2 separate regions of the Homo sapiens genome follow, and region 2 is linked to region 1. Evidence: read pairs that join two places in POLR2A ChIA-PET (ENCODE). Cell type or tissue: Caco-2. All regions are shown on one strand. Links, peaks and the distances in the headings refer to the core of each region. The heading gives the core; the rest is flanking DNA.

What was found. Peaks named below come from ENCODE experiments on the same cell type or tissue, not always from the same donor. Only the 100,000 strongest peaks of a DNase experiment are listed, where the experiment ranks them.
Region 2: POLR2A ChIA-PET joins it to region 1 with 10 read pairs; 4 of 35 experiments call an interaction of 5 or more read pairs at or near these places.

The regions. Positions count from the first base shown.
Region 1 is chr18:7,162,723-7,173,683 of GRCh38, forward strand. No RefSeq gene overlaps it. Among named protein-coding and RNA genes, the nearest start is that of LAMA1, 50 kb to the left of the region's middle. In Caco-2, for the core only: a CTCF peak has its summit at 2,088 (motif pointing right); a DNase peak (open chromatin) is centred at 2,090.
Region 2 is chr18:7,061,366-7,069,365 of GRCh38, forward strand. The region is part of intron 3 of LAMA1 (laminin subunit alpha 1); the gene reads right to left. Among named protein-coding and RNA genes, the nearest start is that of LAMA1, 52 kb to the right of the region's middle. In Caco-2, for the core only: no CTCF peak of the experiment used is centred there; DNase peaks (open chromatin) are centred at 606 and 3,136.

The sequences.
Region 1 (10,961 bases), core at 1,763-9,762:
TGTCCCATGTGGGCATGCGACTCTCTTGGCCAACAAAACCTGGAAGGAGTTAACTTGTGTTGCTTCTGGATGGAAGTTTTAAGAGGCCATGTGTGAGTCGCCACAACCCCTTATCACTGCTGCAGCGATTGTGAACTTGTGTCCAGCCAGAGCTTCCATCAGCCCAGGACCCCGAGAGATGGCACTGAGTTCGGCCCCAGCTGACCTGCACTGATGTGTGGTGTCAGTGAAAACAAACCTTTAGTGTATGAGGTCCCTGGGATTTGGGGGTTGCTCCTGCAACGTAATGAGCCTACCATGAATGACACACCCCTAATGAGGCTTGTATGAAATGTGATAGGCTTGAATTAAATCCCACACACTGGGATTGAGAAAGGGGGAGACTCAAACTAATGTTCATCCTTCTCAACAAAGTGCAGGTCCCTGTGTCATCTCAGGCATATGTGAGTATATCCCTGTCCTCGGGAGCCTTCCACATGCCCCCATTACAGCTCTTCCACACTTCCACACAGGTGGTTGTTTGTTGCCTGTCTGATTCTCCTCTACAACTATGAGCTCCCAAAAGGCAGCAATGATATATTTTTACCCAACCATCCAATGAACTTTTTTTTTTTTTTTTTTTTTTTTTTTTTGAGATGGAGTCTCACTCTTTCGCCCAGGCTGGAGTGCAGTGGAAAGATCTTCGCCCACTGCAACCTCTGCCTCCTGGTTTCAGGTGATTCTGCTGCCTCAGCCTCCGGAGTAGCTGGGATTACAGGTGCGTGCCACCACACTCAGCTAATTTTTTATAGTTTTGAGTAGAGACAGGGTTTCACCATGCTGGACAGGCTGGTCTCGAACTCCTGACCTCAAGTGATCTGCCTGCCTTGGCCTCCCAAGTGCTAGGATTATTGGCGTGAGCCACCCCACCCGGCCCCAATGAACTTTTAATCAAGTTCCTTAACAGGTCTGTGCTTCAGTTTCCTTATCTATAAAACACAAATAATAATCATACTTAGCTCAGAGTTGCAGTGAGAATTTGATTGAATAAATGAACCAATACATTTGAATGGTAGTTAAATCACTATTAGGGCAGTGCCTGCCACATAAGCCATACTATGTAAGTGTTACCTTTTATTTTATCATTTCTGTTTGAAGGACTCTTGATTCCTGAATTATCTGTGTAAACCATTGCACTCTGCGTAGTCCCAGCACTGTGCCTTACAGATGAAGCAGCTGTGGTTCAAGGGACAAAAGAGGCAAGAATGAACGGTTCCAGGATTTCCGGCTTGGGGAACCTGGTGGGCGTTATGCCTTCAGCCAAGAAAAAGAAAGTAAGAGGGATAGATTTAAGGGGGATACTGAACTGACTTTGGATGTGTTGAGTTTTAGGCGCCTGCAGGTCATCTAGACGGAGATGACTGATAGGCATTTAGGCAGGTGGATTTGGAAGTAAGCCGAGAGATGGGGTGTGGGGGGAGCAGATGTAGACGCATGTGTCATCAGCATGTCCATGGCAGGTAAAGTCGTGGGATTCGAGGGACAAGGACTGAGGACCGCCCCCATGGGGAGAACCTATAGTCAAGGAGAGGTGGGAGGAACAAAAATGAGCCTGCCACTGGGATGGCAGAGACAACATTTACTATAAACTCAAAATAAAAAGAAAAACATGGACTTTTGACTGTTCTGGGAAATTGCATAAACTCAAAGTTCTCTCCCTATAATCTCTTAGAATATGTGTGTGAAGAGATTCTCTACAACATGGGAGTGTGCACAAGCTGCTCTGAGCTTGCCACACCGCATCCCACGAGGACAGGGTGGTGCCTGGGCTGACCTCAGGCCTGGGAGGCACATCATTCTCGTTTCTGAACGATAAAATGTTGTTCAGAGCTAAAGAACACAGTTTTCTCCCTTCACCCCTCCCAATCGTTTTAAATGAAAAAGCATTATAGCCATGCATAATGTCTCTTCTCATTAAAGTTTAATCCTAATCTGCAATAAGTCATACTGAACACATACTAATGCAGTAATTGTGGGTTTGGGTGTGAAAGAGAATTCAGTCTTCACGTGTTCTGGACCACGACAGTTTACTCCGAGCCCCAATAGATGGCACTGCTGATGCATGCAGCAGGAGAAACCAAGCATGGCTTCCTGAGTGGAACCAGAGTGATTCTACTACTTCATCTGTCTTTGGTAATAATCTATCATCCCCCAAGAAACATTATCTCCAGATGCAGTTTCTTATTCTGTATTCCATGTGGCACACTTAGAACCTGCTGCCCCACCAAACCCTGTCCCCCACCTTGGATCCTTCTCCTAAGGTTTTGGGCAAAAGAGCTCCTCTTCCTTTTCAGTGGTAGCTGCCTAGAATTGCCTTCCTCTCCTTCTTTTCCTTCTGCTTCCCTCTTCCTCACAACCCTACAGCTGTCCAAAAGCAGCCAGAGCCTGTGACCCCCATCACTTGTCCTCCTGGGTGCCCAGCCTGGCAGACGTCACCTGCAGATACCTGGCCTGCACTCTGGAAGCACACGCCCCCTACCATGTGGGAAGGTAATATCTTCTTTCAGATATCACATTGTTTGGCCAGTCATCAAATGCATCATTTTACTTCAACCAGATTAGGAGTTCAGTGGTTCTGGGGGGCTGGGGGAACACGGCCACCAATCCTAACAACCCTATCACTCAGTGAGTCCCAAACCCAAAGGCGGTGATTGGCTGAGATAAAATGGGATCACAGCTAGGTGACTGCATCACACAGTAAGTGCTGTGACAGGGCTGTAAGGAAAATGCCATAAGGGAATTCCTTATTCCTCCAGGTGAAGGCTGAAGCAAGGCATAGTGAAGGAGGTGATATTGAGCATGATCTATGAAGAGCCGTTCAGCAGAAGGAGTGGGGAGTGTAGGGACAGGAGGCAGTGCCCACCAAGACCACAGTGTGCTTCTGGCCTGGGAGGCTAGGAAGCTTGATGTAAAGTGAGTAGATTGACCAATGGGAAGAAGGGAGAGGGGGCTGAGGACAGACTGAGCAACCTTGAGTGCCCCTCGGTCCTTAGGCTTGAACGCTAAGCTATGAGGAGCCAGCAAAGGTTTTCCAGGTCAAGAGTTGAGTGTGTCCCCCTCAAAAAGATATAAAGTCCTAGCCTCCATACCTTAGAATGCGACGTAATTTGGAAAAAGGGCTGTTGCAGATGTGGTTAGTTAAGGTAAGGTGAGGTCATACTGAAGTATGTGGGCCTTTAATCCCAAACAACTGGTGCTCCTATGAGAGGAGAAAAGACCCAGACACACAGGGTGGGAGGGCCACAAGGCAATGCAGGCGGAGGTTGGAGTGGTGTGGCTGCACGCCGAGGAATGCCAAAGGTTGCTGGCAACACCAGAAGCTGGGACAGGCAAGGAAGAAGCACCTATGGGTTTCAGCAGGAGCGTGGCCCTACTGATGCCTTGACCTTGGACTTCTAGCCTCAGACTCTGAGATAATCAGCTACTGCTGTTTAAGCACCCAGCTGGTGGTGCTTTGTTACGGAAGCTCCAGGAAAGTGAGCCACGGCCCTCCTCACACCCTGCTTATGTCCCTGCTAATCACCTGCACCTGAGCTGGGAGACCCTGTCCTCACCTCCTTGTGCTCCTCCACGCCCTCCTATCTGTGCTTCCATGATTACCTCGAAGCCCTCCTCCTCCTCAACCCACCACGACCCTCAGTCCCAGTGACTTCCCTCTTGCCACTTACAGCCTCCACTGCACACTTGTCCTTGCTGTTCCACAGCCTCCCCTGCTCTCTCATTGTCTCCCAGATATTAGGCTGCTTCCCCAATGAAGCTCTAAGGGCCTTGAATGCTGTCCCCAAGTTTAGGAGCTGTGTTTAACATTAGGCCAATCTAAGCCATCATGAACACATTTACTGAGTTGACTGATTTGCTCAGGGCTTTGGAGGAAGAAGCAAGAGACAGAGTTGACAGCAGCCTCAAGCACTAGCATAGGGATATTTTCATAATAATTATCAAGCCAGAGGGCATATGTGATAAAACAAGCTTTGAGACAGAATAGCTCTGAGGTATGACCTCAGCTCTACTACTTAGCAGCTGGTTAACCTTGGGCAAGTCACATGACGTCCCTGTGTCTGTTTCCTCACCTAAAAGATAATGTCTGTGACTCCAGATTGTGAACTGAATGTCTATGGAAGATCAGATGTTCATGAAAAGTCTTTGCGCAGTGGATGTCCAACACTGTACATGGCCATGGTGATTCGCACTCCAGCCAGCCCCGACTTCCTGTATCAGTCAATGATACCAGGATGTAAAGAATTTGCATTCTGTGAATTTGCACTATGAAGAATTTCCCTCAGATCATAATAAAGTATAATTTCATAAATAATGGGCTTTCTATGTTGTCTAAGAATTTCAAGTGAGGCCCTGAAGCTGAGAACAATACATCACCATGGCCCCTGTGTTCTAGAAAGTGGTGTGAGGCCATCTGGGCAGAACTTGCTGAGGGTGGGCCCAAAGCCAGTTCTGCAGCCCCTGCATGTCACTCACTTTTCATCCACTTTTAATCTAAAAGAGATGAGAATGGGCCAGGCACAGTGGCTCACGCCTGTAATCCTAGCACTTTGGGAGGCCGAGGTAGGAGGATCACCTGAGGTCATGAGTTTGAGACCATCCTCGCCAACATGGTGAAACCCTGTCTTTACTAAAAATACAAAAATTAGCCGGGTGTGGTGGCACGCATTTATAATCCCAGCTACTCTGGAGGCTGGGGCAGGAGAATCACTTGAACCCGGGAGGCGGAGTTTGCAGTGAGCCGAGATTGCACCACTGCACTCCAGCCTGGATGACAGAGCGATATTCTGTCTCAATAAATAAATAAATAAATAAATAAATAAATAAATAAATAGGAGATGAGAATGGTAGGAGGAAAAGGTGATTTCTTTGAAAACAGCAGTCAGTGTAAGAGAATAGACTGCAGTCCCTTCTCCCACTGCCCAAGGATGTGTTCTGCTGCTGGGATGTTTGCTGAGGAGGGAGGTCCCCAGGCCCTGTGGCAGAAAAACAGGGCAGGATGAAGGGCCTTGTGAGAGCTGCAAGTGAGACCCCAGGTCGGGTGCCCCCCACCCCGGGACCACCCCCTGGTTCTCACCTGGAAAAGTCTGAAGGCAAGAGATGGTGGACGCTGTCCCCAGCAACAGAGAGGTGGTGCTGCAGGGGGCGGCACCTGAACTGCTGGAGGGGAGGGGAAATTGTGAGCCAAGGTGGAGCCGACTTCAAAGATGCCTCTGCCCAAGACCTTCTTTCACAGAGGGGACCCCAACAGACAGGGGCTCTGTGGCGTGGAAGCAGAGCCTGAGGGCCAGCCCTAGGAAGTCAGACAGAGGCTGCTTTGCTCCCTCCAGGGAGGGGCCACATCTAATGTCCCCAGCTGTGTGTGTGCCTGAAGAACCCACAAGAGCAGCCCTCCAGACCGTCATCATGACACCACTGCCACAGCACCAGATGGCCACAACATCACGCAAGAAGCCCCTTTTCCCTGTCTGCCCCACCCTTCACCGTGCCCTGGAGAAGCCAGAAATGAACTTAGAGCTGCCAAACCCAGCTCAGGCCTGCGTCGTGGAAGCTTTCCATTGAATGAGATGTTTGCATTTTGAGTCAAAGGGTCTGGACTCTTTTTTTTTTTTTTTTTTTTTTTTACAGTTTAAGTTCTAGGGTACATGTGCACAACATGCAGGTTTGTTACATATGTATACGTGTGCCATGTTGGTGTGCTGCACCCATTAACTCGTCATTAGGAGATATACCTAATGTAAATGACGAGTTAATGGGTCTGGACTTTTTAATGTCTGAGAAGGAGATTGCTCTAATCCCTGAAAGTCACAGGGAAAGCTTAAGTACATCTTCCAGGCCTTAGGAATGGAGATCGGGGGTGCAGGTGTGAAGACAGTGGTGGGAAGAACAAAAGCTCCTTTTTCCTTGCTCTTAGCAAGGTCAGTTCATCCAATAAACCCTTCGAACGCATATTACGTGTTCTCCTGCTGACTTTATTGTCTTCATTTTTTGAAGTGTTGGCATTTTAAATGATCCTAATGACACTGAATCTGTCTTAATTACAACCTTTCCTCTCAGGGCACAGAGTTGTCTGTGAAAGAATCTTCTAAATTTCTTAATTAACCTGCAGTGGCTTTATTTTGCCAAAGACTGTGCTTGCAGCCATTATGAGATACTCTCTATGTGCTACCCCAGCGTAGTTAAAACTTTAAAAACTACCCTATAAAGCAGAAAGCCTATAACAATAAAGTGCTTGGCAATGAAAGGTCAGGAAGCCTAAGTAAATAGGCAACAATTAGATTAAGAATTTAAAGTCCAAGGTCTCAGAGATTAACCTTCACATCCTGCACAATCATTTCCAAGGGAATATTTAAGGATAATTGTATTTTATGAACCTGCCTCAAATCCCATTTTTGATGACGAGGTTTTTGTAAGCAAGCTTTAATTCATTAATATGCAGCTCTTTACTACCCAATCTACTTTATCTTTCAAAGCAAGTGGTTAGGCCTTCCTGTCAATGGAGACCAGACCTTAGGTTTGGCAAATAGAATTGGGCAGAGATATCATTGGGAGGAAAATTCCTCATATCCCCAGTTTCCTTTTAGATTTCAGCTCTTTCCAGTAGACAAGGACTTACGGGGAGACCAAGGAATCTTTAGGCTCCCCACTCACTTGAGTCTCTTGTAAGGCCTGGGAGGGACCCCGGTAATATCATCAGAAGGTCATCTGTTTTTATCAAGTTGGCAAAATTAAGATAATTGAACAGCAGTTTGTCCAGAGCATCCTGTCTTTCCACGCTAACTTGCCCTTTCTAAAACTTTTTTCAGATCTGGTGGCATTGGGGTGTCTATGGGCATTTTGGGGACTTGGCTAGAGCAAAGTTGAGCTAACTGGGTTCAAGAACGCCGTTCTGAGGTGTGGATGGGGGACCCCTACCTCAGGGGGTCCTTGGAGGGTGCTGCCCCCCAGGTGCTGTCCCTGACATGGTCTCTCGGTTGCTGGGGCTGCAGGCCACGTGGCCATCTGAGAACCCACACAGCTCGGCTTGCTGAGCCGGGGCTAGGGGCTGGGGGAGTCCCTGCCTCTTCTGAGACACCCCCACCCCCAAAACCCCTGCCACCACGGGCCTGAGCCTCTCTTTGCCTGCCGGGCTTCTAGGCGCCTTCTCCTCTGGAGCCTTGTGGGGGTCTCTGCACAGCTCCAGGCCACGGCAGCCCATTCTGCACTCTCCGCCAGGGCCTCCAGGGCCCAACTGCCCTGGATTCCTGTCTGGAGCAGCCCCCACGGTCACACCACTCCGGAATCACTGTGAATGCTTTCCTGCGTGTGCTTTTCTGGAACTGCTCCCCAGGGCGCAGGGATGGCTGGTGGCTGGAGAGTGATAGCTCCTCCCTTCGCTTTCAGAGCGTCTGGAGAGAGGAACTAGGAGTCCTACTTCTGTTTGCCTTTTTCGCGATGTCTCTCCCATTCTCTCCCCTATGGCAAAGAGTAGCCCCCCTGCCCCATGCCATGATGGCTCATGTGTGTGCAGCGCTTAGTAGGTGCCCAGGTGGGAAGGTGCTCATATTGGCCCATTTAGCCTTCACACATATTTTACCTAATATCCTCTCCTCCCTATGGATGAAGAAACCAAGGCACAGGAGCCCAAGTGACCTGAGCGCCCCCCAGGCTGCCCTCAGCCCAGCCCCGGCACCCGGCACCCAACCCCACCTGGAGGCTGGCCAAGCCCAGGGATTTGCTCTGAGCAGCACAGACTTCCTTGCTGGCTGCTGTGCTAAGACGGGGCTGGGGAGTCTGGAAACTTTTTTCTCAAGACAACAGCCAGGCTGGCCTTCAAGCCTACAGTTTTGCTGAAGAGAAGACGACATGCCCCTTGTCAGTGGGAAGGGGAGAGGCCGCTATACCTTTGGGGGCAGGAACGTGCATCAGCTGAATATTTCCTCGGTTCAGAAAGCACTGGGGAGAAGATAACTTCACCTCGCACTTTGGAATGTTGCATTGTTTTAAATTGCTGGATCGTTTGGAGCCCTGGTTGGTTTTCTGTGAAAATTGCGGCTCACAGCCAGGTGCAGTGGCTCACACCTGTAATCTCAGCACTTCAGGAGGCCGAGGCAGGAGGATCACTTGAGGTCAGGAGTTTGAGACCAGCCTGAGCAACACAATGAGGCCCCGTCCCTACCAAAATTACAAAACTTAGCTGGGCGTGGTGCATGCCTGGCCCCAGTTACTTGGGAGGCTGAGGTGGGAGGATCGCTTGAACCTGGGAAGTGGAAGTTGCAGTGAGCCAGGATCACACTACTGAGCACCAACCTGGGCAGCAGAGGGAGACCTGTCTCAAGAAAAAAAAAAGGGTCTGACTTTGCTGGTACTCTGTTTAGGCTCAGGGAGAGTCTTTGTAAGCCCTATTAGCTAAGGAGAGGATATGTGTGGTGGGAGTGGCGGGGGAGCCTGTTTATCTCAACCACATGCAATCTGAGCAATCTCATTGCATCTTGCTAAAGTCTCTTTTTTGAGACAGAGTCTCACTCTGTCACCCAGGCTGGAGTGCAATGGTGTGATCTCTGCTCACTGCAACCTCCGCCTACCAGGCTCAAGCAATTCTCCTGCCTCACCCTCCCAAGCAGCTGGGATTACAGGTCCCACCACCATACCCAGCTAATTTTTTTTATTTTTAGTAGAGATGGGGTTTCACCATGTTGGCCAGGCTCGTCTCAAACTCCTGACCTCAGGTGATCCACCCGCCTTGACCTCCCAAAGTACTGGAATTATAGGTGTGAGCCACCGCGCCCAGCCCTAAAGTCTTTTTTAATCTAGAATATTGAGGAGCCCTGCGGGGCCCTGCAGGACACCTCTCCTGGATGTGTCTGGGGGCCACTCCATGGAGGTACTTCTTGATTTTCCCACTCTGGTGTCTGCAGCAACTGAGAATTAGTTCTTTTTTTTTTTTTTTTTTTTTTTGAGATGGGAGTCTCACTCTGTCACCCAGGCTGGAGTGCACTGGCGTGATCTCGGCTCACTGCAAGCTCTGCCTCCCGGTTCATGCCATTCTCCTGCTTCAGCCTCCCAAGCAGCTGAGACTACAGCCACCCACCACCACACCTGGCTAATTTCTTGTATTTTTAGTAGAGACGGGGTTTCACCACGTTAGCCAGGATGGTCTCGATCTCTTGATCTCGTGATCCGCCCGCCCTGGCCTCCCAAAGTGCTGGGATTACAGGCATGAGCCACCGCGCCCGGCCTAGTCACTGCATTCCTTGTCTTTTCCCGATGGTGCTATATTTGGCCTGTTTATCTAGACTCACCCAAAATAAGAAAAGTCCCGGATCAATTGAACATTAGGGAGGAGGCCAAAACCCCTCTCCTATGGAAAGTTCCTTGAAGCAGTGGGAGCCTCCAAGTTCACTGCCAGGCAAACTGTCACAGACACCAAGGAACAGAGAGGCTCACAGGTTAAAGTACAGTATTTGAAACACACTGCTTATTAAATGAATTGGAAATACGGGACAAAAAGCAAGGAGAAAGAGACAGGATAGGTAACAACCCTGGAGACACAGGGCTACCAGGGCGGAAGAGCCACAATCCTCAGCCTTGTCCTCTCCCCTCACTCCCAGCCCCCACTGCCGGCCTTCTCCTTGTTGCTGTGCTTTTGGGAACCAAAGTACAGGATGATCAAGTGCCTATGGCAAACGCTTCTTGAGCAGAGGGGCCACGGAGGCAGAATGCGTCTCCCCACTAGATGCAGACTTCAGCCTCATTAATACCGGGTACCTGCCGGATATATGAGCTTCCCGAATCTCAGCTCTGAAATAAAACATGACTTGTAAAAGAGGAGGCCAGCCTGTGAGCTGTAGTTTGCTGATAAGATCTTTAGAAAGACTGCATGAAGATATTATCCAGCTTGATTACAAAGTTTTTTGGTGGCCCCTTAAGTTTTGTGCCAAGTGGAGCTCCTCAGCGCCTCACTAACCTGGCCCTGAGGGGTGGAGCCACGACTGGGACGCAGACAGCCTGGCCCGCTAGTCCAACAGACCCCAAAGCCCCCGACAAAGTAGTTCCTGTGGTTTACTTGGGAGACCTTGGGAGGTGAGTCAAGCATTCCTTCATCTGCCTGTGCCGGCCAACGTGAATACACCTCTATACACAGCAGGCACTGTGTCATCGTTAAGATGTGCAAACAGATGGCGCAGCATTAGGTACCTTACCTCCGTCTGCACAGCTAGCTAGCCTGGGTCTGACCCTAGGACTCTGTTGCCAAAGCCAAACTATGGTAAACATATGTGGTGTCTTCAGCTGAAACTAGACAAACATAGGCCTAGAATAACGGTTTTACCCTGAAAAGAAACCAAACATACACAGAAAGGGTAAATAGAGGCACAGGCAGGGAGGGGAGAAACAGAAGAGGCGTGGGAGGGGAGCAACTGGCAGAGGAATGGAGACGGGGTGGGGAAGGGGAGGTAAGAGAGATGGGGGAGTGAATGGGAGGCCCCTTAGGGATGCCGTTCATAGCAGAGGGCTCCAGAATTGAGCGTTGTGATTTTGCATGCGCTCTCCATGACAGCCCTGTGAAGCACACGGAAGAGACTGCAGGCGGGCAGCGGTGAGGCTGGACGTGCGGCAACCTGCTTGCCCAAGGATATGCCCGGAGGTGAGCCAGGGTCTCTCAGGCCACGCCTGCGGCACATCTGATTTCTCCATGAATGCTGAAGTCCTTTGAGGGCTGAGAATAGATTCTGATAAGATTAACAGCAAGAACTTGCTATCTTCCGGGCCTTGAGGTGAGGCAACTATCCCCAAATCTCACACGCCATAAGCGACAGAGCCCTGGAGAGCCCAGGCAGACCAGCTCTGCTTGGCCACGCTGCCTCATCTGCCTCTGGACCACGGCTTTCTTGTACCAGATTGAGAACCGGGACTGTCTACACCACACAGCTCACTGTCTACAGGAA
Region 2 (8,000 bases), core at 1-8,000, 100 kb before region 1:
TCTTTGTGAGGATCTTCATTTCTTTTCCCCACCTTGTAAGATCCACATGACAGCCAAGTGCCCCTAGAATGATATAAACCCACTTGTGAAATGCAGTTACAGGCCATTCTCAGACCTAAGAAATCCAAAAAGCACCTTTTCTATTCCCCAACTCCTAACGATTCCCTTGGCCGTTAACTATCAAGTTTTCACCTAGGACCATCTAAGCCTTTGAAATCACACTAGGCTTTCTCCAAAATGCAGTTCCCCATTTGTTCATGTTGGGACAGTGGTGGCAATGAATGGCATCCCTTCCTTCCTCTTCTGATGTGGAAGTAGGCTCACAAATCTGTCATGGAGATTGGAAAAAGCAGTCTGCAATATTCCATAAAAAAGCAAAACTGGAGGATATGATGTAGATGGGCGCGGTGGAGGCCTGCTCGACACACTCCCTCCTGCATCACAGCCTGAGTGGGTGCTTGTGGACCCACCCTGGAAGCTCTGTCCTGTGGGCCAGTACCTGTGCGTCTGAGAACAGCCTGCACGGGAAAAGAAGAGCACACTGTGCCCTGGGGGAGAGAGTCAGCTGTCCCCGAGTTAGGCAATGACTGCTCCTCCCTTGAGGACAGGTGGGGGAGGGGTGAGCAAAGGAACACTCCACATGGACACAGGACACTGGGGACAAGGGACGCCCACTAACAATTTTTCACTGAAGCTTCGTCCAGTCATCATTAACTGAGCATCTGCTTTGTCACAGGGACTAAGCCAGGTGCCACAAATATGGCAGTGGATGGAAGGTCTATGTGACCCAATGCCCTGGTGGGAAAGCCAGAGGCTGACCAAGTCACCAGGGAGAAGGGTGGAGGCTGTGAGAGTGTCTGGGTGTTGGGGGAAGGCCCATTAACTCTGGAGAAGGCAGATAGTCAGGGAAGTCTTCCCTGAAGGTAAGAGAAGGTATCTCTGAAACCAGATGAGAGATGTCCAGGTAACTGGAGCAAAGGTGAGGAAAGACACTGAGGGGAACTCTGAGGGCAGAGCACAGAGGAAGGAGTGCAGAGATGGCAGGAGAGAGCCGGCGGGCGCCTGGCCAGGGCTGTCGGCCATCACGCAGATGTTTGTGCACCGTGGTTAAAACGCTTAGACCATCCCAGGGACTGAAACCAAGGAGCTACAGGGTCACCGGAGCTGAAGGTCACAGGATTGGATGTTGGTGCCTGGAAATCATGAGAGATGGTGGTGCTGACTTTGTAAACACCAAGAGACCAGAGCAGAGATAAAAGCAACGGGTCTTACAGGGTTTTCTAAAAGGCCAAAACATGAGTGAGAAGGAAAACACAAAGAGGCCAAGCAGTGTCTTCCAGCTCGATCAGATCCCTCTCTCCACTGTAGGAAGAGTGCAGAGTTCTCTCCTACATGGCCCCAAAGCCCACACTTCCCCGCTCTTGCCTCAGTCCCAGAGAATATCTGGCTAAAAATTCAACTTCTTTTCACCTCTTCTCCTAGTCCTCACATTGACCTGTTTTTGCTCCAGTTGATGGAGCGATGGTGAAGAGCTTACAGCTTGCATCCCTTCTTCGCATGCCTTATTATGAGAAAACACACGAGCATCACACTCAGTGACAGTAAAAGGGGCCCTTAATCATTAAGCCTCTAAAATCCAACAGGTGATACTGCCCAGAAAAGCTGTGCAAATCTGTACTTAACGAACTCCATTAAACATTAACCTATTAGTTATACATTTACAACACCCAGAAACAATAATTATGTGTTTTCTTTCCTTTGGGCCCTAAATCTAGCTGAATCGTTGATAGTTTTAGCACTAGAGAGATGAGAAAGTATTGTTTCTTGTGAGTGTGTAAAATTTCACTTTTTATATGGATCCTTGGTCTATATTCTACTTGAAGATTCTCCTTTTTCTTTAGACACATCTAACTTCACTGAGTATCTAACTGACAAATCATAATATTTAAAGCTTATTTTTTAAAAGAGAATATCCAAATATGTAGGATACATAATATATAGGAAGGCTTTTGTTTATTTTTTTAAAAGATGCAGTGGGAATGTAAAATGGTGCAGGTACTATGGAAAACAGTATGGTGGTCCCTCAAAAAATTAAACATAGAATTACAACATGATGCAGAAATTCCTCTTCCAGGTATATATCCAGAAGAAGAGAAAGCAGGGACTCGAATACACATGTACACCAATGTTCACAGCAGCATTATTCACAATAGCTAAAAGGTGGAAACAGCCCAGGTACCCGTTGATGGATGAATGGCTAAACAAAATATGGTCTATGCATACAATGGAATATTATTCAGTCTTTAAAAGGAAGGAAATTGTAATACATGCTACAACATAGATAAGCCTTGAGGACATTATGTACGCTAAGTGAAATAAGCCAGACAAAAGGACAAATAGAATATGATTCCACTTATGTAAGCTTGATTACCCAGAGTAATCAAATTCATAGACAAAAGCTGAATGGAGGCTACCCAGGGCTGGGGGAAGAGAGGAACGTGGAGTTGGTGTTTAAGGGGTACAGAGTTTCTGTTTGGGAAGATGAAAAAGTTCTGGGGATGGATGGTGGTGACGGTTGCACAATATACTTAATGCCACTGTACTGTACACTTAAAAATGGTTAAAATGGCTCCCACTGCAGCCTCAAGTGCCCCTGTCCCACCTGGCTCCCCCTGCTGATGTCTAGTGTTTTTTTCTCTCCTGTCTTTGTATTGAAGGCAGGAAACAAGGGTGTCAAGCCCCCATTCCCTCCCTACTCTGACAGCAGGATTGGATGTTGTGTATTGTGGATTTTTTTTTGTTTATTTTGTTCTGAAATTAAAGTATGCAAAATAGAGAATATGCCATTTTTAATACAAAAAAAGGTTACAATGGTAAATTTTATGATATGCATATTTTATAATAACACCCCCTCCAAAAAAAAAGAGATGAAAAGTGAATGGTATGAAGATTCAACCTTGTGAAAGACTGAGCTGTCTAAGTTGAAAATGAGTAGGAATGTAGTATTTCTAGGCAGGGGCCAACTCCATAGAAACCAATTAAGTCAGTGGAGGTCAAGCAAACAGCTCCGAGGGGATGTTTGAAATCTTATCTTTCTCATGACCTGATTTCGGTCACATTCTTACTGAGCTCTGGCAAGGCATGATGATACTTCACAAAATACAAAACCAGAGCCCCAAACTCAGGACTTTACAGTGAAAGACCCATTGTTCACACAATGCTTTCTCCTTGGTGGCATTTCCTGAACAGCAAGTTCGGGCAGCCCCATTTCTTGCCTGGCTCAGTCTATAAGACTGATACAAGACTGGTATAAAGTTGTAAATGATTCTAAATATTGTTCATCCCACTAGAGACCTACTAAGTGGTTATTTAACTGACATTTTTTTGTGCTTCCTTCATATGAAGAACACAGATAAATATCTTCTGATTACATACCATTAAATAGTAGGAAAAGCAAAAATTCTTAAATTATATGATTGACAATTCTCATGATCGTCTTGTAAATACTACGGAGGAAAAGGTCTTAGAAACTGTTGAACTGCACTGGATCAGTCACTTGCTCTTAAAAGGGTGATTAAGAATAGCCAAGGCCGGGCGCAGTGGCTCACGCCTGTAATCCCAGCACTTTGGGAGGGGGGCAGGTGGATCACAAGGTCAGGAGATCAAGACCATCCTGGCTAACAGGGTGAATCCTCGTCTCTACTAAAAATACAAAAAATTAGCCAGGCATAGTGGCACGTGCCTGTAGTCCCAGCTACTCAGGAGGCTGAGGCAGGAGAATCACTTGAACTCGAGAGGCGGAGGTTGCAGTGAGCTGAGATTGCGCCACTGCACTCCAGCCTGGGTGACAGAGTGAGACTCTATCTCAAAAAAAAAAAAAAAAAAAAACAACGACTAGCCAAAATTTGATCCAAAAACTATTGTACAGAGGGGTGTGGGGGAATTCTCTGTACTTTACATTCAATTTTTCTGTAAACCTAAAACTTCTCTAAAAAATAGTCTATTATTTTTTAAAACAAGAAAACAATTACACATATTCTAGTAATTCTCAACTGATAAGAAAGCTTATGTTGGCCAGGTATGGTGGCTCACACCTGTAATCCCAGCACTTTGGGAGGCCAAGGTAGGTGAATCACTTATCACTTGAGGCCAGGAGTTCGAGACCAGCCTGGGCAGCATGGCAAAACCTCATCTCTACTAAAAATTCAAAAATTAGCCAGGTGTGGTGGCACGCACCTGTAGTCCCAGCTACTCGGGATGCCGAAGCACAAGAATGGCTGGAACGGAGGAGGCAGAGATTGCAGTGAGCTGAGATCGCACCGTTGCACTCCAGCTTGGGTGACAGAGTGAGACTCTGTCTCAAAAATCAGCCCAGTTGGCTGAACAGAAGCGAATAAGTATAATAGTTTTAAAGCTTTACCAAATTTCCCGGGCTATCTCAGTTTGTACAGCTATGCCATCCAGCTAATTATTTGCAGGTTTAAATTTGACCTCACAGTTTTCCTAGCTTCATTTCCGAAACAGTCAGGCCAGAGCGAGTCAGTGCTTTCTAAGTGCCTGCATACAAATTGCAAAGAGACCACAGGTCTGAGGAGGTGCACGGCATCAACAGGCAGCTGTCCCAGTCACTAAGAAGTCTCTACCTTCAGTGCACTTTGGCAGCCTGGTCATCTCACCAAAACCAATGCTTTCAGAGTCAGAATTCCACAATCACCCATATTCCCCTGGAAAAAGGTAGTGATAGGTGAGTAATATATTTTTAATTTCCTATAGCCTAGAGAACTTTAAAACTACATTGAATGTTTTCCATGATTTAGGCTTAAAACGACAAATCCAGAGGATGTATTCTCTACATCCCAGTGCATATTCGTGAATGACGTGGATACAAATCGACACATTTTTCAGATTTTTCATGTAAGCATAAGATGAAATAATGAACAGGAAAGCACTTTATAAAATGCACAATACAGAGGTAAGGTATCAGATTTTTAATCAATATTCCAATGTTCCATAGTTATTCTTGTGACAACTGGAACTTCTCAAAATAATGAGACTTAGAGTCAAATCGGTTCTTTCTCTTTGGTTAGAATATGACTTGAAAAGTCTGTCCAGCCTCTAATATTGATATTCAATATCTAAAAATGTCACCACCGTGTTATAGCAATTTGACTGCCTCAATAGATTAATAATCATAAAATTTACACATGTGAAGATAATAAATCAGACCAAACATTGTTTAAGCATCTGAATTTAGCTTAGTCCTCCCAAAGATATGTCCAGTACAGTGACATAATGTGACAACTCATTATAAACAAATAAATTCTCTGCTATTCAATTAGCATAGGACAAAAAAGAAAAGAAAAGAAAATTCTGATCTCTATACTACCAAGGAATTGTGAAACACACTTTATCACTGTTACTGAGCATATAAATTGAGCAATGTTTTTGAAAAAAATAAGGCAATAAAGATCACATTTTAAAAAATTTAAGCATTTAACCAAATAATCTAATTTTTTGGAATCGACACTAAAAAATAAACTACCGTAACAGCCATAAAATATTCAAATGTTTGTTGCAGCATAACTTAGAATAGCCCCAAATTGGAAACACCTTAAGTGTCTCCCAATGGGAACAGGTTAAATGAATTATTGTGTAGCCAAATGATAAAATATCATTCTTCCATTAAAAATTATTACAGGCATTTTGCTGGTCGCTAGGAAGAAGAAATTGGTAGCACCTGGCTCTCCTCCAGTGAACAGCTAGAACTCTGGACACAGGATATAAACAATGGGTTTCAAATATTGGACAGCAGGCAGCACGGGACAGTGACTCCTGGGAGAAGAGCCCAGGATTGCTTTGCTTTCAGCAGCATTTTTACAATAGACAAAAACTGGAAATACCCAGCAAGACAGTGGATAAATAAATGTTGCTATATCCATAAAGTGAAATTACTACACAGAAATGAATGGAACAAGCCACTCATACAAGCAATGGCATGTGAATCTGACAAACCTCATGCTCACAGAAAGAAGCCAGACACAAAAAAGGACGCACTGTGATTCCATTAATAAGAAGTCATCTCACAGGCAAAACTCTTCCAAAGTGAAAAAAAAAAAAAATTCAGGACAGCGGTTCCTCTGGCTGCTGGGAGGGAGGAGAGCAAGTGGGGAATTGGCTGGGAAGGGGGTGGGGGAGCCTTTTGGGGTGACGCAAACGTTCTATACCAAGGGAATGGCTTATACAAGTGTCTGTATTTATCAAAACTCACCCAACTATACACTCGAGATTTGTGCATTTCACTATATGTCAATTATGTCCCAATAAATAGAAAAGAAAAACGAGAGGAAATGTTTATTCTAGGACTGAATGTACTATGTCAGCTCCACAGACATGCCAGGCTTTCTAATTTCCAGGCCTTTCCCACCCTGCTCTTCCCTGCTGCTTCTTCCTTCTGTATTCCTGCCTCCCTTCCTCCGGTGGGTCCTTTTCGCATTTTTTTTTTTTTGAGACGGCGTTTTGCTCTTGTTGCCCCGGCTGGAGTGCAATGGCACGATCTTGGCTCACTGCAAACTCTGCCCCCTGGGTTCAAGCGATTCTCCTGGCTCAGCCTCCTGAGTAGGTGGCATTACAGGCATGCACCACCATGCCTGGCTAATTTTGTATTTTTAGTAGAGACAGAGTTTGTCCATGTTGGTCAGGCTGGTCTTGATCTCCTGACCTCAGGTAATCCACCTGCCTCGGCTTCCCAAAGTGCTGGGATTACAGGCGTGAGCCACCGCGCCCGGCCTGCATTGTTTCTCTGAGCCACGAAGTGGTCCTTCTGAAGTGTTCTCTGTGCACCCCCGGTCCCTGCACACTCTACACCACTCAGCAGAAGCCTATTTTTCCCCACCAGACCAGAAGCCCCTTGAGAGCTGGGGCCTGCCTTTAAAGATGCAATGAAAGCGAGCCTGCTCATCACTGCTAATAACCAACATACTGAAGGAACCGCCCATGTGTTGTCCACTTTCTTTGCACTAAGGGCTTAATGTGAATCCGATCGTTGTCTTGTTCATCGATGAATCCTGAGATCCCAGTATGCACAAGACAGAGATTCCCTGATTTCTTAAATATATTCAGTGTTCTTAGATATGATGCAATGGAGCAAAAGGTCACCCCTGATTGTAAGAATCACAGGGGATTTTTTAAATAACTTTTTTCTTATATTTTTCTATAGTTTAAAAACTTTCTGCTATTATCTGTTACTAGTACATCAAAATAAAGGAAGTTCTGTGTAGAGAAAAGGTCCACTGAAGACATTAAAAACACAAGAGATATTCTGAGACCTAGCTGAGGTTTTTATAAGCCATGTTTTAAAAACGTTGTTACAGCTTTGTTTTTAAAGATGGAAATACTACAATCTGAGTAGAAGTTAAGTCAATACATAAAAAAGAAAAAAAAAAAGCTAGAATGGATACCAAACTGCACTATATTTTTCAAAGAAATATCTCTTGAGAAATTAAAACTTACCCCTTTTTTTCAGCTTCAATATAATGGAAGAAATAATTTCAGAACGGACTTCCCTTTTTTCCCATAAATATACAAAAATCTTTACTTTGATGCCAAAACAGTTGGGGATATGAAAAGCATTTTGTGATCCAATCCTGCAAAACTGTCTTCACGGATTTCCCTGAATCCTCCCAGGCCAAATGCAGGAAGCCCTGCTGGGTAGAAACACTGAAATAGTGCAGCCAAACCTTGGCAGCTCAAAATCTAAAGAGAACTGAGCTCTGCCAAATGGCAAAATGGTTATCCTGGACTGTTTGGCAATCCCCACCGATAATATGTAAGCGAGAAAGCTTAAATATAAATCGTATCAAGAAACAAAAACTCCATCTTGTTCCTAAAGCCTAGCCTCCATTGTTTTCACTTATTCAGCTCACTTATCGTTAAAAGAACAGTATGTGCATTCCTGTTTGGTTCCTATAAGCTCTTCACCTCACCTAAAGACAGGGGTGCGG